2 separate regions of the Homo sapiens genome follow, and region 1 is linked to region 2. A link is an interaction called in ENCODE POLR2A ChIA-PET data of the cell type or tissue named here. Cell type or tissue: Caco-2. All regions are shown on one strand. Links, peaks and the distances in the headings refer to the core of each region. The heading gives the core; the rest is flanking DNA. Region 1 has its middle 54 kb from the start of USP3. Region 2 overlaps CA12 (carbonic anhydrase 12).

Region 1 (8,334 bases), core at 274-8,273, 95 kb before region 2:
ATGGAGTCTGAGATTCTGCATTTCTAAAAATCTCCCGGGCAATGCTGTTGTTGCTGGTCCTTGGAAACACCTGACTAGTATGGTTCTATGTCACCGGAAATGTGAAGCTAGAATGATTTATAGAACCTTCCTTGAGTAGCAAAATTAACTGGGTTTTATAACTAAAATACTTCACAAAAATATAGTCCAAAATAGTGTCAAAATTTTTTTTAAAGATTCCTTTTAGAGGCTGGGCGCAGTGGCTCACGCCTGTAATCCCAGCACTTTGGGAGGCCAAGCAGGTGGATCACCTGAGGTCAGGAGTTCAAGACCAGCCTGACCAACATGGAGAAACCCTGTCTCTACTAAAAATACAAAAACTAGCCGGGTGTGATAGTGCATGCCTGTAATCCCAGCTACTCCAGAGACTAAGGCAGGAAAATCGCTTGAACCTGGGAGGCAGAGGTTGTAGTGAGCTGAGATCGCGCCATTGCACTCCAGCCTGGGCAACAAGGGGGAGACTCTGTCTCAAAAAAAAAAAAAATTTATTTCCTTTTAGATATTCACAGAAATTTCTGCAGCCTTCTCTGAGGGTACAGAGTTAACATGAAATTCTAATTTGAACCACAAAAATTAATAGCAACATGTATACTTGTATGAAGTGTCAACATTTTCCAAGTATAACTTGCATCTAAAATCTCCTTTATTCCACTTAGAACAGGTCTGGGAGGTAGGCAGAGTATGAGTGATTATCTCCATTTTGTAGATGACAAACATTGAGGTTCAGGTAGGTTAAGTGATCTATTAAGGCCACTTAGATTGTCCCTGGCTGAGCTGGGGCGCATGGAAGACCACACCTCCCTGTACCTGAGACCTGGGCCCACCCCCCTTATCATGACATGTCACAGGATTCTGTGCAACTTCAGATCTTACCCTAGTCGTGGGTATATAAATAAGGCAACTTTGGGGATAGAGGCAAGAGAGACTGGGCGTGGTGGATCATGCCTGTAATCCCAATGTTTTGAGAGGCTAAGGCAGGAGGATCCTTGAGGCTAGGAGTTTGACACCAGCCTGGGCAACGTAGTGAGACCCCATCTCTAAAAAAAAAAAATAGGCAAGAGAGAGGACCCCTAGCAAAGGGTATCCTCAGATATGCAAGATAATAGAGCTAGTAATATTTCTTCCCTTCCTCTCCTTGGCCCCCACCCCACAATTCAGAATTTTAAAATGTCACAGTCTTGCCTACACTAAAACAAGCATGTTTGGGATCCAAACACCCATCTTGCTATCTTCTTTCCCCTGCTGTTTACAGGAAAGCAGGAAGGCTGCAGGTCTCCAGCCTTCCTGTCAGATGGTACACCACAGCCTAGCTGATGCAGGCTCCAGAAAACTCTCAGGCCTTTGCAGGGGGAGTGGAGGGAAAACAAACTCTCTTCAGAGTTGGAGTTTCTCTCTGCTAACTCAATAAGTTGGATATTCATAAGTCTAAGAGTATGACTTTCAGCATTGTAGGTTTCAACCTGGGGAGGTTTAAAAATGAAGTCTGTGCCCCACCCCCAGAAATCTGGGATTTTGAAAAGCTTCCCAGGCATTCTAGCATATAGCCAGGGTGGCAAACTGCTGAACCATGGTCAAGAATTTCAATAGACCCCACCTCCTACCCTGCTCTACAGGCGGGTTACTTCTATCCACTCTGTCCCACACACAGAGATTATGCTCACTCTGAATTGAAATGTATAAATTCCACTCCTCACAAATGAGGTCACGTGTGTGAAGCATGGGCTGGAAAGGAGATGGTTCATCTCTTGGCTTCACCACTTGCTATTAGCAAGGCTATACAGGGAGGGAGTTACAGGCACAGGCCTTCTGGGCCTGCATCCTGACTCCACTGCTAACTAATTTAGTGACTCCGGACACACTGCTAAGCCTTTCTAAGCCTCAGTTTCCTGATCTATGAAATGGGGCTGTGGGTTGTTGAAGGGTTGCAGGGCTGGGAAGAGAGCACAATGGCATGGCCTGAGCATGAGTGTCTCTTTATATTTCCCAGCCTCAACACCTCACTTTCCTCACCCTGGTGACTGTTCTAAGAGGATGCAGGAGTTGACTAGGCCGGGCGCAGTGACTCATGCCTGTAATCCCAGCACTTTAGGAGGCCGAGACAGGAGGATTTCTTGAGGCCAGGAGTTTGGGACCAGACTGGGCAACATGGCAAACCCTGTCTCTACAAAAAGTACAAAACTTAGTTGTGCATGGTGGCGCCCATGGTCCTAGATACTTGGGAGGCCGAGGTGGCAGAATCACTTGAGTCCAGGAAGTCAAGCCTGCAGTGAGCCGAGATTGCACCACTGCACTACAGCCTGGGCAACGCAGTGAGACTGTCTAAAAACAACAGCAACGACAAAATAAAATAAATGTTGACCGGTAGCAGGAGAGGGGTCCAGCACCCATCTCCTAAATCTGCTGGCCCACTCTACATATTATTCCACCCAATCAAATTAAATTGCATTTCTTCCTATGTAAGCTCACGTCAACAACCCGATTCCATCCTTCTATTCCACTTCACTCCCCATCCCGCCCAGCCCTGGCAGCTTTCCTAACTGGTCAAAGCAACTGAATTTCATTCAGTTCAATTATTCTATATCCCTCTACTCATAGAGTTGCCAGATTTAACAACAACCACAACAACAAGATACAAGATGCCCAGTTAAATTTGAATTTTAGGTAAGCATTGAGCAATTATTGTAGTACAAACATGTTCTGTGCTATATTCAAATTTGTATTTGAGATCTTTTAAAATAAAAATTCCAATTTCAGCAAAATGTGCTTTATCTGGCAACCCTACCCTAATATCACTGCTTGGGAAGAGTTGGCTCTGTGCCTCTGGGGCTTTTTCTCTCCCACATTATAGCGCTTGGATTGTAAGACAAATTATAACTGTTTCCCTGCAGACTGGGAGCAAGTAGGAGACATGTATGCACTTAATATTTCTTTTTTTAAATTACTTAGCATAGTTCCTGGTACTATTTGTGGAAGGTAGAAAGAAAGGAAAAGAGGAAGGGAGAGGCCGGGCGCAGTGGCTCTCGCTTGTAATCCCAATACTTTGGGAGGCCGAGGCGGGTGGATCACAAGGTCAAGAGATCAAGACCATCCTGGCTAATACGGTGAAACCCCGTCTCTACTAAAAAAACAAAAAATTAGCCGGGCGTGGTAGTGGGCGCCTGTAGTCCCAGCTACTCGGGAGGCTGAGGGATGAGAATGGTGTGAACCCGGGAGGCGGAGCTTGCAGTGAGCCGAGACCACGCCACTGCACTCCGGCCTGGGTGACAGAGCAAGACTGTCTCAAAAAAAAAAAAAAAAAAAAAAAAAAGGGGAGAAAGGCAGAAATGAAGAGATGAAGGGGAAGGGTGTTCCCAGGTCTGAAGCCCCAATAGTACCTTTCAAGAATGGGACTCGAGTGGTGGCCTTGGCCCCTTCTATCTCATTCTAATGCCCGCAGCTCTGGTCAGGGCAGAAATCTCTGTGGCTCTATGAAAGATTGTCTTGGGGCAATTATCTTGGTGCGCACATTGTTGGCTTTAACATATGGGACTGTATGGTGGACGCACCTGACGGCGATGCATAACCTGAGAATGACACTGTATGGCAGACGCACCTGAATGCAGTTCCGAGCTAAGGAATCCAGGAGTGGCCAACCCGAGTCATTCCTTATTTAGGAGCAACATCTGAGCCCCTGGCCCTTCCTGTGGAAGGCGTACAGGAATTTGAGGCCCTTCGTTCTGGCTTAAATGAAGGTTGCCAGGTGGAGGTTGTTAGGGGGAGGGTACTAAGTGAAAATGCTATGTAAACTACATGCCTTTTGCAAACAGTTGCGGTTCTCCTGTCCAGCCTGCCACCACTGGACTCTTTCCCCTGTATGTAAGCCCTTAATAAAACCCCATGTGGGGCCGGGCACGGTGCCTCACGCCTGTAATCACAATACTTTGGGAGGCTGAGGCGGGCGGATCACGAGGTCAGGAGATCGAGACCATCTTGGCTAACACAATGAAACCCCGTCTCTACTAAAAATACAAAAAATTAGCCGGGCGTGGTGGCGGGCGCCTGTAGTCCCAGCTACTCGGGAGGCTGAGGCAGGAGAATGGCGTGAACCCGGGAGGTGGAGCTTGTAGTGAGCCGAGATTGCGCCACTGCACTCCAGCCTGGGTGACAGAGCGAGACTCTGTCTCAAAAACAGACACACAAACAAAAAAACCCACGTGTCTTTCACTGCCTCTGGGTCTCTTCTTCGGCCTTTTGAGCCTGGTGCCATTCCCCAGTGGAGTCGATAGGGGTTTGGCACAGCAGGGATCAATCCAGTCACCCTGCCCTCCCCCCACCCATCGGAGGAGATAGCAAAGAATGGTCTCACTTTATATCAGCTGTACTCTCTACAAAGTTAATCATCAACCTCATCCCAATGCATCTTGCAGAGATTGGAGGTGGAGTGGTGGGGTTTTGGGGGAGAAATGAGGTACTGGCGCTGCAGAAATGGCGCTGTGCCTTTCAGAAAGTTTATACAGGGGTAGCTGACCCCGCAGCTGGAGGTGCTCTAAAAATGTTAAAGGTTTCCAGCTGTTGGCTCTTGGGAAATTCTGGAAATGAGGAAAATCCCACTATCATGTCCTTAAAATACAAGGAGGCGAGTGCTACACCAAGGACGTTTGCCAACAGGACAGGGGCAGGGCCACCTCTGCTTGGGTGGGGGGTGGTGCGTGGCTGAGGTTGGACAGTGACTTGGAGAAGCCAGGCACTTGCTCAGAGAGGGGAGGGGCCTTCCAGCCAGGGAAGAGTATTTGCAAAGATCCTGGCAGGAAGGACAGGGAAGAGTCAGGAATCCTGGCCTGGCTGGCTGGTAGAGTGCCTGGGGGCAGAGGAGGGAGAGGCTTCTGGAAAGTGGGTTGCAGACACTTGTGAGGGTTATGACTGCCCAAGTAAGGGGCATGGCCTTGTGTTGACTTAAAGGGGCACTCAGAGTCTTTAGGTAGGAGAGTAACATAACAAAATGTGTGTTGTTTCAACTTTTTTGCATATTATCTCTTTATGATAAAGGGTATTACAATGGCCTGTATGTTTAAACATTTTACATTTCTAACGCTTGTTTTTAAAATTATAGGGTGTGCAACATTCCAGAACAAAAATTTCCATGGGATTTTATAGAACAATTAAGAGGAGATACATTCTTTGTGCAGCTATTTTAATATAGTAGTCTGCTATATATACTTTTTCATTTCTATTAAATTATAAAGGGTACTAAGTAATTGTAAAGTCTGAATAAATCTATGTTTATAGAAGAATATTGCCGAGGTCAACACAAATTACTATTTTTATTTGCATTTTCAATTAAAAGATTAACTTAAACCTCACCCAGTGACTCCTGACATGTACAGTGCTTACTTGACACAATATTTTCCCACTTCTGCAGTAACATAGGCAAACAATTCAGTAACTTTTGTGCTTTTAGAAACAACAGCCAAGTTTCAGAAAAAAAAAGTATTTTCTCTGGTTCTTCACAGCTCACCTTGAATATTATTTGTTGGGTTTTTTTGGGGTTTTTTTTGTTTTTTTTTTTTTGAGATGGAGTCTCGCTGTGTCACCCAGGCTGGAATGTAGTGGCGCAATCTTGGCTCACTGCAACTTCCGCCTCCCCGGTTCAAGCGATTCTCTTGCCTCAGCCTCCCGAATAGCTGGGACTACAGGCCCGTGCCACCACGCCTGGCTTTTTTGTATTTTTAGTAGAGACGGGGTTTCGCTGTGTTAGCCAGGATGGTCTCCATCTCTTGACCTTGTGATCCACCCACCTCAGCCTCCCAAAGTGCTGGGATTACAGGCGTGAGCCACCACACCTGGCCCTATTTGGGTATTTCTAAAACTACTCGTACTTTTCCTTTTATTTAAAAAATTTGAAAACATACAGAAAAGTTGCAAAGACCATACAACAAGCACCTGTATACCCTTCGATGAGATTCACCAGTTGTTAACATTGGACCACAGTCTCTCTCTCTCTGCACCTCCTGGGTGTTGATGTCTCTTCAGTTCCCACCTTTGGAGAACCTGAGATCTTGCCCTGCTCTGAAACTTTTCAATCTTCCCTACATCCAAAAAATTTACACCCACCAGGCTCCCAGTTTCTCATTGTACTTCTTTCTTTGAAATGAGGAGTAAGAAGATTTGAGCTCAAATTCTGGTTCCTCTATCTTGTGACCATGAGGAAGACAATGTTTCTGGGCTCCAGTTTCCTCATTTTTAAAACGGAAGAATATGTGGGGGAAGAGGGCGGGGGAAGGGAGAGCATCAGGACAAACGGCTAATGCATGTGGGGCTTAATACCTAGGTGATGGGTTGATAGGTGCAGCAAACCACCATGGCACATGTTTACTTATGTAAGAAATCTGCACGTTCTGCACATGTATCCCAGAACCTAAAATAAATTTTAAAAATAATAAAATGGAGGAATAATGCTTAAAAAAAGTCAAAGTATATGAAAGTGCTTTGTGAACCCTAACAGCTCCATAAAAATGTAAGGGGCCATTATTACCATAAATGAAATCCTCTGATGTATTAACAGCTTAATGAGTTAATGCTCCCAAGTTATCAAGGCAGCCCGATGAACTGGGAACCAGTTTGAAGCCAGAGAGATCTAGTCTGCTATTAATTACTTGTGTGACCTTGGGCAAAGTTGTGTAACAGACTCTCTGGGGTCTTAGTTTCTTCATCTGCAAAATGGAGATCACGATCCCTATCTCGCAGTGGAGTTATTTGTGTTTGCTCAGCCCCAGGGCTTGCTGGACTGACCAGGGCTGCAGTAGAAGAAGACGGAGAGGTGAGGGTTGAGTGTTGGGGTGAGAGGGCACAGGGGCAATGATTCTCAACCTTGGATGCACATTGGAGTTATCTGGGAACTTTAAAAAAAATTCCAATGCCCAGGCTGCACCTGGGACAAATTATCAGACTCTCCAGGGGGTGAGGCCAGCCATCAGTATTTGTTAAAGCTCTCAGGTGATTCCAATGTCAAGTGAGCTAACAAAGCTAACTTCTGCTGTCCCTTCTCTTCTCTCCCTTTGGGACCATGACCCAAAAGAGTAACTAATGGGGGCAACCCTAGGCCTGGTGCAAAGTGGTGAAGAAGGCACTCCAGGATAGGCAGGACTTTCAGATCCTCTCCAACACAGGCAGCTGCGCACTGGGGCTGCCTAAGCTTCCTGAGTGTATTTAGGTCCAAGTCATTAAGTGACATCATTTGAAAGCTAAAAAGATCAGATTACAGCATCATGTTGATACCCTTTCTCCCTTACCACCCCACCCCCCCAAGTACAAAGGATCTTATTTTTAAAAACTCTCCTTAATGATAGCTACATACCGAAATGTTGTTGAAGCTGTCTGTTCAAAACATCAGCAATATACTTAAATGTATAATAAGCACATTATGCATTTAGCCTGGGGTTAGAATTGTCAGCCAGAGGCTTCCAGGAGACCACGTGGGCACCCTCCAGCCAGGTCCTCCTATGCTGGGCTGTTCTCTAGCCCGCATTTGAATAATTTGGGTTTAGGAATTACAATGAAGCTTTGCATCTATATTATGTTCTTGCTAGGATGTTTTGGGGAAGGCTGTAATTTAGTGCTTCTGCCCCCAAAGATGGGGAGCAGAGTCCTGCTTTGTCAAAAGGGTGGCAGGAAAAGCAGGAACTAGACCCTGAAGTCTTGGCTCTGAGGATCCCTCTCTCCTTCCATGAGCAGTTGCCTTTGCTTTTTGGGGAGCTTTCCTTTCCCAGGTAAATGGCTAGTTTCACCTGGCATGAGGTTTGCTAGGTAGATGCTGCAATAAATAGTGCAGGTGATTCAAATCGCCTAAGTGGCAGAACACCTGGAGGTTGTAGTGCTTTTTCAGCTACTGTGCCATTATCATTTATTATGTGCCAAGTGCTTGATGGACATTGTGGTATCTAAACTGCCCTACATTCTGCAAGGTGGATACTATCCCCACTTATTTTCCAGTGATAAAGGCTCAGAAAGGTGAAATAGTTGCCCAAAGTTACACAGCTAGTAGATGGCAAGACCAAGATCGGAAACATAGAGCTGATGGACTCCACTCTCAGCATGAAGCTACACTGTTTCATGAGGCCCACATTATCAGCCCCACCACCTCCTCTGGTGGTGAGGCCTCCTCAGAAGCATGAGGATTAATGAGCAAGTCTTGTCTCCACCTGAAACAATCGAGCTGCTAGGTGGTACCTGCAAAAGGCCTCCCCACCCAGAATGGTTTCCTCTTACGTCCACAACGACCACCACCACAGACATGACGATAATTACATAAATGGCATC
Region 2 (8,334 bases), core at 300-8,299:
GGGGAGCTTTGGAGGGAGGAAGGGGGAGGAAAAGATGGTGAGTTTGGTTATTTTTAAAAATGATTTGCTAGCCTGAGTCCCCTTCCAGCCACATCTGGTTTTAGGATCCCATGGATTATCCAAAGGGGGTAGCCAGCAGGCAGGTGGTCTGGAGCTCAGAGGAAAACTGGGCAGGGGCAGAGCTGGTGTTGAAGCCATGGGAGGGGACAGCTTCACCCCAGGGGAGTGTGTCTGTAAGAAGGAGAAGGGGCCAACAACAAAACCACCGTGACAGCTGACATTGAGGGGCAAGTGGCCACAGAGATCTGAGAAAGGGCAGGGAAACGGGAGGACAATTCAACAAAGCAGTGTCCCCAGAAACAGAGGGTTCAGAAATCAGGAGTGGGGGGTTAGTGCCACCAGGGTCAAGGGCTGCATGAAGTGCGAGGGCCGAAGAGTCTGTGTGGACTCAGTGGGACATGGGCGTGGAAGAGCAGGGAGGTCTGAATGGGAAGTAAAGACACAGATGCGGGTATGCACACAGTTCTTTGAAGATGCTCGGCCGAGGAGACAAGAGTAATCAGGTCAGGGGCAAAAAGGGGTACTCGCCTGAGGAAGTAAACATTGGATGTCCACAGCTCAGAGTTAGTTCAAGGTCACATTCAAATTAGATACCCCGATTTCCCCCGGCCTGCTGTCTAAATGCCAAATCAAGTCATGGCTTCTCACCTACCGCTTCACACTCTTCACAAAGATGAGTGCTGGGAAGGCGGATGGGGAGAGGGAGCATTTTTTTGTCAGCCAGGGGAGACAGCTGTACCAGTGATGAAAAGCACCTGTGACATTTTCAAGTCTCTCTCTGCCAGGAAAGGAGCCTGTCACAAAAGCAGCCTCTGCCCACAGTATTCGCTCTCCCACTGGTTTCCCGTGAGTGCCGGGGAACATTGCTACATCACCCTGTGTGGAATATGGCTTTATGATCATGATCATTTGAAGTTTTCTCTTTTCACTCAAGAGCTTGTCACAAATAATAGCCTTGTTGACCCCAGGCCCTCATTTTCTGGAAACCAGGCTGTATTTTCTCCATCTTCCTTTCCTTCCAGCTGCCTTGCAGCACTCTGCACAGCTTATTTTCTAAAACTCAAACAGGAGAAACACCAACATTTTATTTCGGTCAATAACTATTTTACACAAGAGAATCCATAGCAATTTAACTAGAGTCAAATATTTAAACTACAATAAAATGCAGTCCTATGAATGAATAACCAAATTGTGATATATCCATAGAATGGGATATTATGCCATCATAAAAAGGCATGAAGGCCCTTTTTATTGCATAGGAAGGAATGCTACAACATGGATGAACCTTGGAAACATTATGCCAGATGAAAGAAGCCACCTGCAATTGACCACATATTGTATGATTCTGTTTATATGAACTATCCGGAAGAGGCAAATCCATGGAGGCAGAGAGCAGATTAGTGGTTGCCCGGTGCTGAGAGCAGGGAGAGTGGGAGGTGACTGCTTCACAGGTATGAGGTTTCCTTTGGAATATTGAAATGTTCTGGATCTAAGTAGGGGTAATGGTTGCACAACATCGTGAATATACTAAATTTTACTAATGGTAGTTTTATGCTCTATGTATTTTACCACAACAAAAAATTAATTTAAAAAAAAAAGAAAGAAAGAAAGCAACTTCACCCTGAGACCAGAGAGAAAAAGGCCCTGACTCTGCTCACAAGAACCACAAGGCCTTCAGTGTGATGAGGGTTTCACAGCAGCTCTTCCCTACTTTGGCTGCCCATGAGAATCATGTGAGCAGTTTTTTAAAGCACCTCCCACCTCAACACCAAGACCAATTAATCCTGATCTCAGGGACTGGGGCTGGGAGCAAAATCAGGAGCTCTTGGAGATTCCACTATGTAGCCATGGTTGAGAAATATGGCTCTGGGCTGGGGATTCTCCAAATGTGGTTCCTGGACCCAGCAGCAGCAGCATCACCTGGGAATGTGTTAGAAATGCAGATGCTAGGGCTCCGTCCGTGAAGTACTGAATCAGAAACTCTGAGGGTGTGGCCCAGCAGTCTGTGTGGGAACAAGCCCTCTAGGAGATTCTGATTGTGCACTCAAGTTCTGGCAACCACTATTCAAGTCTAGGCCAAGTAAACTACAGAGTTTTTCTCAACCAGTGAGTATTCATTGAGCATCTGCCATACGTTTGGTTCCATAAAGGGTGCCGTGAAAATAAAAAGACCTATCCCAGCTCCTCTCAAGCATCTGGTGGGTTAGATTCTTGGAAAAGAAATGGTACATTAAAATGAGATCAGCCTTTTTACGGCTAAACAATATTCCATTGTATGTCTGTGCCACATTTTGTTTATCCATGCATCTGTTGATGGACAATTGACTTATTTCCACCTTTTGACTAATATAAATAATGCTGCTATGAACACAGGTGTACAGGTATCTCTTTGAATCCCTGCTTTTAATACTTTGGGATCTATATCTAGGATTAGAATTACTGGATCAGGCCAGGCGTGTTGGCTCACACCTGTAATCCCAGCACTTTGGGAGGCCAAGGTGGGTGGATCACTTGAAGTCAGGAGATCGAGACTGGTGAAACCCCATTTCTATTAAAAATACAAAAATTAGCTGGGTGTGGTGATGTGCATCTGTAATCCCAGCTACGTGAGAGGCTGAGGCACGAGAATCGCTTGAACCCAGGAGGCAGAGGTTGCAGTGAGCGAGATCACGCTACTGCATTCCAGCTTGGGCAACAGAGCGAGAGACTCTGTCTCAAAAAAAAAAAAGAATTGCTGGTATTATATGGTAATTCTATCTTAACGTTTTAAGGCACCGCCAAACTATTTGATGTTCCCACCAACAATAAATGTTTGAGATAATGAAAAAGCTCTGTTATGTATATTTTACTACAATTTTTAATTTTTTATTTGAGATGCTCTGTCACCCAGGCCGGAGTGCAGTGGCGCAGTCTCAGCTTACGGCAACCTCCATCTCCTGGATTTAAGCGATTCTCCTGCCTCAGCCTCCCGAGTAGCTGGGACTACAGGCGTATGCCACCATGCCCAGCTATTTTTTGTATTTTTAGTACAGACGGGGTTTCACCATGTTGGCCAGGCTGGTCTCCAACTCCTGGCCTCAGGTGATCTGCCCTCCTTGGCCTCCCAAAGTGCTGGGATTACAGGCGTGAGCCACCGTGCCCGGCCGACAATTTTTAAAAAGAGATTAAGCCATGAAAACATGGTTAGAAACATGACCATGTTTCTGATGGTCAACACTGAATAAAAATTACTTCAAACACCATATTTAATCATGTAAATGTTATGCATATAACAGTGCATGAAAAAGACGGTATCTGTAGTCCTTTCTGTTCAGAGATGGTTACCAGTCGTTGCCTGAGCCTGGAGCCCCCTATTTGAATATTATGTTTAAGAAAGACAGAGCAGGATGTCTTGCGAGGGCGGTGGCTACAGGGCTGTGGACTTAACACTTTCACATCTAGCACGATTCCTCACATGAATGGGCCAAGGAAGATGAAGGAGGATAACATGTGGTGAGCACTGATGGGGGGCTCAGGCCTGGCTAGTTTTCATGATAGGGGTTAGGTTGTTAGCATGTCAGCAGTTTGTTTAACTTAGTGGTTTGCTGTTGTTTGTTGCTTAGTTCAAGAGCTGTTTGTTGAACACTTCAGTGTGCCAGGCTCTGCAGCAGGAGCCAGGTGTACACGCATGCAGAAAGCGAGCTGACAGTCTAGTGCAGCGCTTCTCAGCCTCAGCCCGCAGCAGCATCGCCTGGCAGCCTTGTCCAACGGCAGATGCTGGGCGCCACCCCCAGAGTGTCCGGTTCGGTAGGCCTGGGGTGGGGCCCGAGACTCTGCATTTTGAATGAGTTCCTAGGCGGTGATGATAATGCTTGTCTGGAGCCACGCTTTGAGAACCACTGGACTACTGGGGTGGAAAGGCAGACAATATTGCTTTGATCAGTGTGGCTGCTGCAAGGAAGAGAAATGCAAAGGCTGTATAGGAGCACAGAAGAGGGGGAAACCCTTTGCCCTGCCCCAGCGAGGGGAGGGTGTTTCAGGGAGATGTGAAGCAGCTTGGTGTGTCTGCAGGATGCAAGCAGCTCAGCGCTGCTGGAACGAAAAGGAGGGGTGGGAGCAGACACAGAAAAGTCCAGAGAGAGGTGGGCAGAGCCTCTCCACGATGAACATACTCTAAGGTCACAGGTCATGAGAACCTAAGAGGAGGTTAGAAATGGAGAAGCAAAAGCAAACAGATCGTCACCCTTTACCTTTGGCAGCCTGGAAACCCCACCCGCCTCCCTGTAATAAACCTCATCTCCAGAAGGAACCTGATGCAGGCCTTGACACCAGTGTGTAAATGACTGCGGAGCCTTTTTGTCCCCGCCTCATCCCCCACCCAGCAATATTAGACGGGGATTATTGGCGGGGTGGAGGAGAAGGACTTCCTGAGGGTGGGTGGAGGGCTGAGCTGGCAGCCCCAGCCTTATGGTTCACCTCTTCTGGCCTCCAGCCTGCACTCCTGGCCCCCACCACCATGGCTGGATGGGAAATGATTCCCATCTCTCTCTGTGTTAATACATCCATCAGTCCTGCCCCTGTGACTAGAGCCACAGAGAACACAGCTAAGCCACAAGACTCAGAGGGAACAGCAGCCTTCATGTCCCCTCTAAATCCATCTGGAAATCAGACATCCTCAGGATGGTGTCTGCATGTAGAAGCCACTTTTTTTGTTGTTTAGAGATGGGGTCTTGCTATGTTGCCCAGGCTTGTCTCAAACTCCTGGGCTCAACTGATCCTCCTGCCTCCCCAAGGGGAGATTTGGGGGGATTTACCAAGCCCAAGTCTCAACCCTCCGTCTCCAGCTGACCCAAACAAAAATTAGACAAAAGTTTGATGCAAAGTATGGATTAAAGCATCTTTAGAAAATGTGTTTATTTTTATTGATCTATAATGTAAAATCCAAGAAAAAGAGTTGGCCTGCTATGGCAAGTCCAGCTTTGAGCTTTATTCATAACAAGTAACCCTCCCCTTCTAGCCCTCCCTCACTGTCCCGGGACCACCTCTGATTCAGTGGTGATACTGACAAAGGAAAACTCTAACGCTAGTTTGATTCCTCGCCCTCTGTTTGTACATAATAACATCATAAGACCTCATCCATCAATTATTAACCCATGTCCTTGGTCACCTCCTTTCCTTCTGGGCAGGACATTGGGGTTTATGACTGTGCCTCTCCGCCTACCCAGCAGGAAAACAGGTAGAATTCAGCAGGTTGTGGCCTTCTGTGCGGTGGGTCAACCTCTTACCAAGGTGATGCTGTGGGAACCACACTACTGACTGGCTGAACCCACTGGGTTTTTATGAGAAGACATAGATATTTTAATCAGCTTCAGAAGTGAACTGCAGGACCTATAAATATATTTTAAACATGTTTTTAAAATGTAGCTTCTAGGCTGGGTGCAGTGGCTCACATCTATAATCCCAGCACTTTGGGAGGCTGAGGCAGGAGGATCATTTCAGCCCAGGAGTCTGAGACCAGCCTGGGCAATATAGCAAGACCCCATCTCTTTAAAAAAATGGCTTTTACATGCAGACACCATCCTGAGGATGTCTGGTTTCCAGATGGATTTAGAGGGGACATGAAGTCTGCGGTCCCCTCTGAGTCCTGTGGCTTAGCTGTGTTCTCTGTGGCTCTAGCCACAAGAGCGGGACTGTTGGATGACCCCCAGAGAGAGGCAGGTACTAGCCTCCCAACAGGAAGACCTTTCTAACAGATGGAGGAATGTACACAAGCAGGTGTCAAATGATCCTAGCTCAGCCTTGGCACAGGGCAGGACCCAGACCTGGCAAAGGGAGGCCGGATGGATCCCAGACTCTTTCTGAGTCAATGCATCACACATCCCTAGAATATACCAGCCTCTCCACTGCAGCGGGGCCTCTGAGCTTGCTGGGCCCTCTCTAGTGAACGCCATTCCTCACGTTTCACTCATGGTTGGTTCTACTTGTCCTTTAAATCTCAGCTTTAACGGCGCCTCCTCTGGGAAGCCTGCCTGCATCATCTGCTTGACAGGGATCCCTCCATTTTTCTGTTGCAGCCCTCGTTTAATTCCTTTGCAGCGCTCATTGCAGATTGCAATTATTTCCTTGTGCATTGGTTTACTTGTTATTTATTATCAGTCTCTTACACTGGTCTGTGAGTGCCGCAAGGTCAGAGACTAGAGCTGTTTTGTTCTCCATTGCATCTTCAGCACCTAGTACAGTGCCTGACACATACTAGACACATTTGTTGAAGAAATGAATGCATTAACTCCAAAATTAAATTGCACTCCAAGAAGGAGAGCATTTAGAGATTTTTCTCCTTCATTCAACATTTGAGTACTCGTTTTTTATTGCAAATACAATCCATCTTATTAAATGTGTATTCAAATTTGGTACATAATTTTTGATCATTTTCATATAGATACACATGCCTTTCATTATGGTCAGACCTCCTTACAAAACAAACTTTGAGGGACTAACCAAAAGCTATCATTGTCCTGAAATTGTGCCTATTTGTTGAAAAAGGGCGTGTCATCATCTAGAATGTGTAAACTTTGCCACTACAGTGGTATCCTTTGGGGCAAGTTTTGATCTGACTGCGTGTTGGTAGCCGGCCCAAAGAGATGTACCCTGGAGCTTGGGCCCAGGCAGGTTCTCCAGGAAGCTGCCTGCAGTGAGCACTGACACAGACACAGGGGGGTCCACCTCAGAGTATGACCTCCAAGAAGTGTCATGGGGCAGAATTAATGTTGACTCTGGTGCCTGGATCCCCCCACTGTCTTCTCATGGCTACCTTTCATCAGTGAGCCCCTCTTTCTTCTGTCTCCAACCTTCCTTCTCTGGTCTCTTTTGCCGTCTGCATAGCAGTTTGCTCAAGCCTCTTCATAAAAAACAAAAACACAGGCTGGGTGCGGTGGCTCGCGCCTGTATTCCCAGCACTTTGGGAGGCCAAGGCAGGTGGATCGCTTTAGGTCAGGAGTCTGAGACCAGCCTGGCCAACATGGCGAAACCCCATGTCGACTAAAAATATAAAAAATTAGCTGGGCGTGGAGGCACGCACCTGTAATCCCAGCTACTTGGGAGGCTGAGGCAGAAGAATTGCTTGAACCTGGGAGGCGGAGGTTGCAGTGAGCTGAGATTGCACCACTGCACTCCAGCCTTGGTGACAGAGCAAGACTCAGTCTCAAAAACAAAAACAGAAACAAAAAACAAAATCTTTCACATTACCCTCACCTTACCATAACCACCACGCATACACCCTTCTCTCATCCCTTTATGGCTAAATTTCTGAAATGAGCTTAAAAAAACCCTCCACATCCATTCAAGGATGTGTTCAGACATAAGTAGGGATATGACATAAAGTTCTGGTCTTCCAAAGGTCTTTGAAACTCATATTCTGAGCTCTAGTCTGTAATAAGTTTCTGTACTAGTCTGGCTCTAACAGTCACAGGTGAGGCAGGCTAACAATCATCACTGCTTGCTAGTGTGCACAACCCGAGTAGGCTGGCCGAGAAGTTCAAGTCAGGGACTAGAAAGCACTGGGGTAGCTTTGGCAGGACCTGAGCTGGACTTTGAAGAGTGGACGAAATTTGGAAAGGTGCAGAGGAAAGAAGAGGGCATTTGAGCAGATTTTTTCATAACGGCATTTGTGAAGGTGGGTTGGCATAGCCTGTTCTTAGGCTCAGGGAGCTGGCTGAAGCATGGGGCAGGCTGGGGCGGGATGTGGGGGCCTTTGAAGACTTTGACAGGTTGGGGCACTTCAAGGCCATGAAAAACAGCTAGGCTGTGCTTTGTCTTGTTGGGGTGGGGCAGGGCATGCTAGGGAGAAAGGGAGTGTACGGATGGGTGGTGGGGTGGTGCCACCCAAGCCAGGCTATGACAAGATTGATCTGGTTACTGCAGGAGAGCCAGCCTGGCAGTGTAACAAGGAAGGCTGGGGCTGGTTGCCTGTGGGAAGCCTTTGCAGTGTGACATGGCGAGGGCCTAACCCATGGAAGCATGGGAGTCCATGACCCACTAAGGGCAAAGGATAGACCAAGCTGGCTCTGAGATGTTGAGCCTTGGAGGAGCGGGGCCCAGGTGTTCTCTGATGAGGCATTCCACCATCAAGCTGTAATCTAGGCCATAACACATCCTCTAATTGCAATATTGCAAAAAATATATGGACTGTATGTGAACCCTGAAATTTACAAACTGTTAAAAATTTATGACCTATTTGGAAAAATTTGAATTCTAATTGGATTCGGTAATCTTAAGGTATTAATTCTTAACTCTCTA

What was found. Peaks named below come from ENCODE experiments on the same cell type or tissue, not always from the same donor. Only the 100,000 strongest peaks of a DNase experiment are listed, where the experiment ranks them.
Region 1: POLR2A ChIA-PET joins it to region 2 with 5 read pairs; 2 of 35 experiments call an interaction of 5 or more read pairs at or near these places.

Annotation. Positions count from the first base shown.
Region 1 is chr15:63,446,377-63,454,710 of GRCh38, reverse strand. No RefSeq gene overlaps it. Among named protein-coding and RNA genes, the nearest start is that of USP3, 54 kb to the left of the region's middle. In Caco-2, for the core only: no CTCF peak of the experiment used is centred there; DNase peaks (open chromatin) are centred at 4,330 and 4,780.
Region 2 is chr15:63,350,982-63,359,315 of GRCh38, reverse strand. All of the region lies in intron 2 of CA12 (carbonic anhydrase 12), which reads left to right. Among named protein-coding and RNA genes, the nearest start is that of CA12, 27 kb to the left of the region's middle. In Caco-2, for the core only: no CTCF peak of the experiment used is centred there; a DNase peak (open chromatin) is centred at 4,315.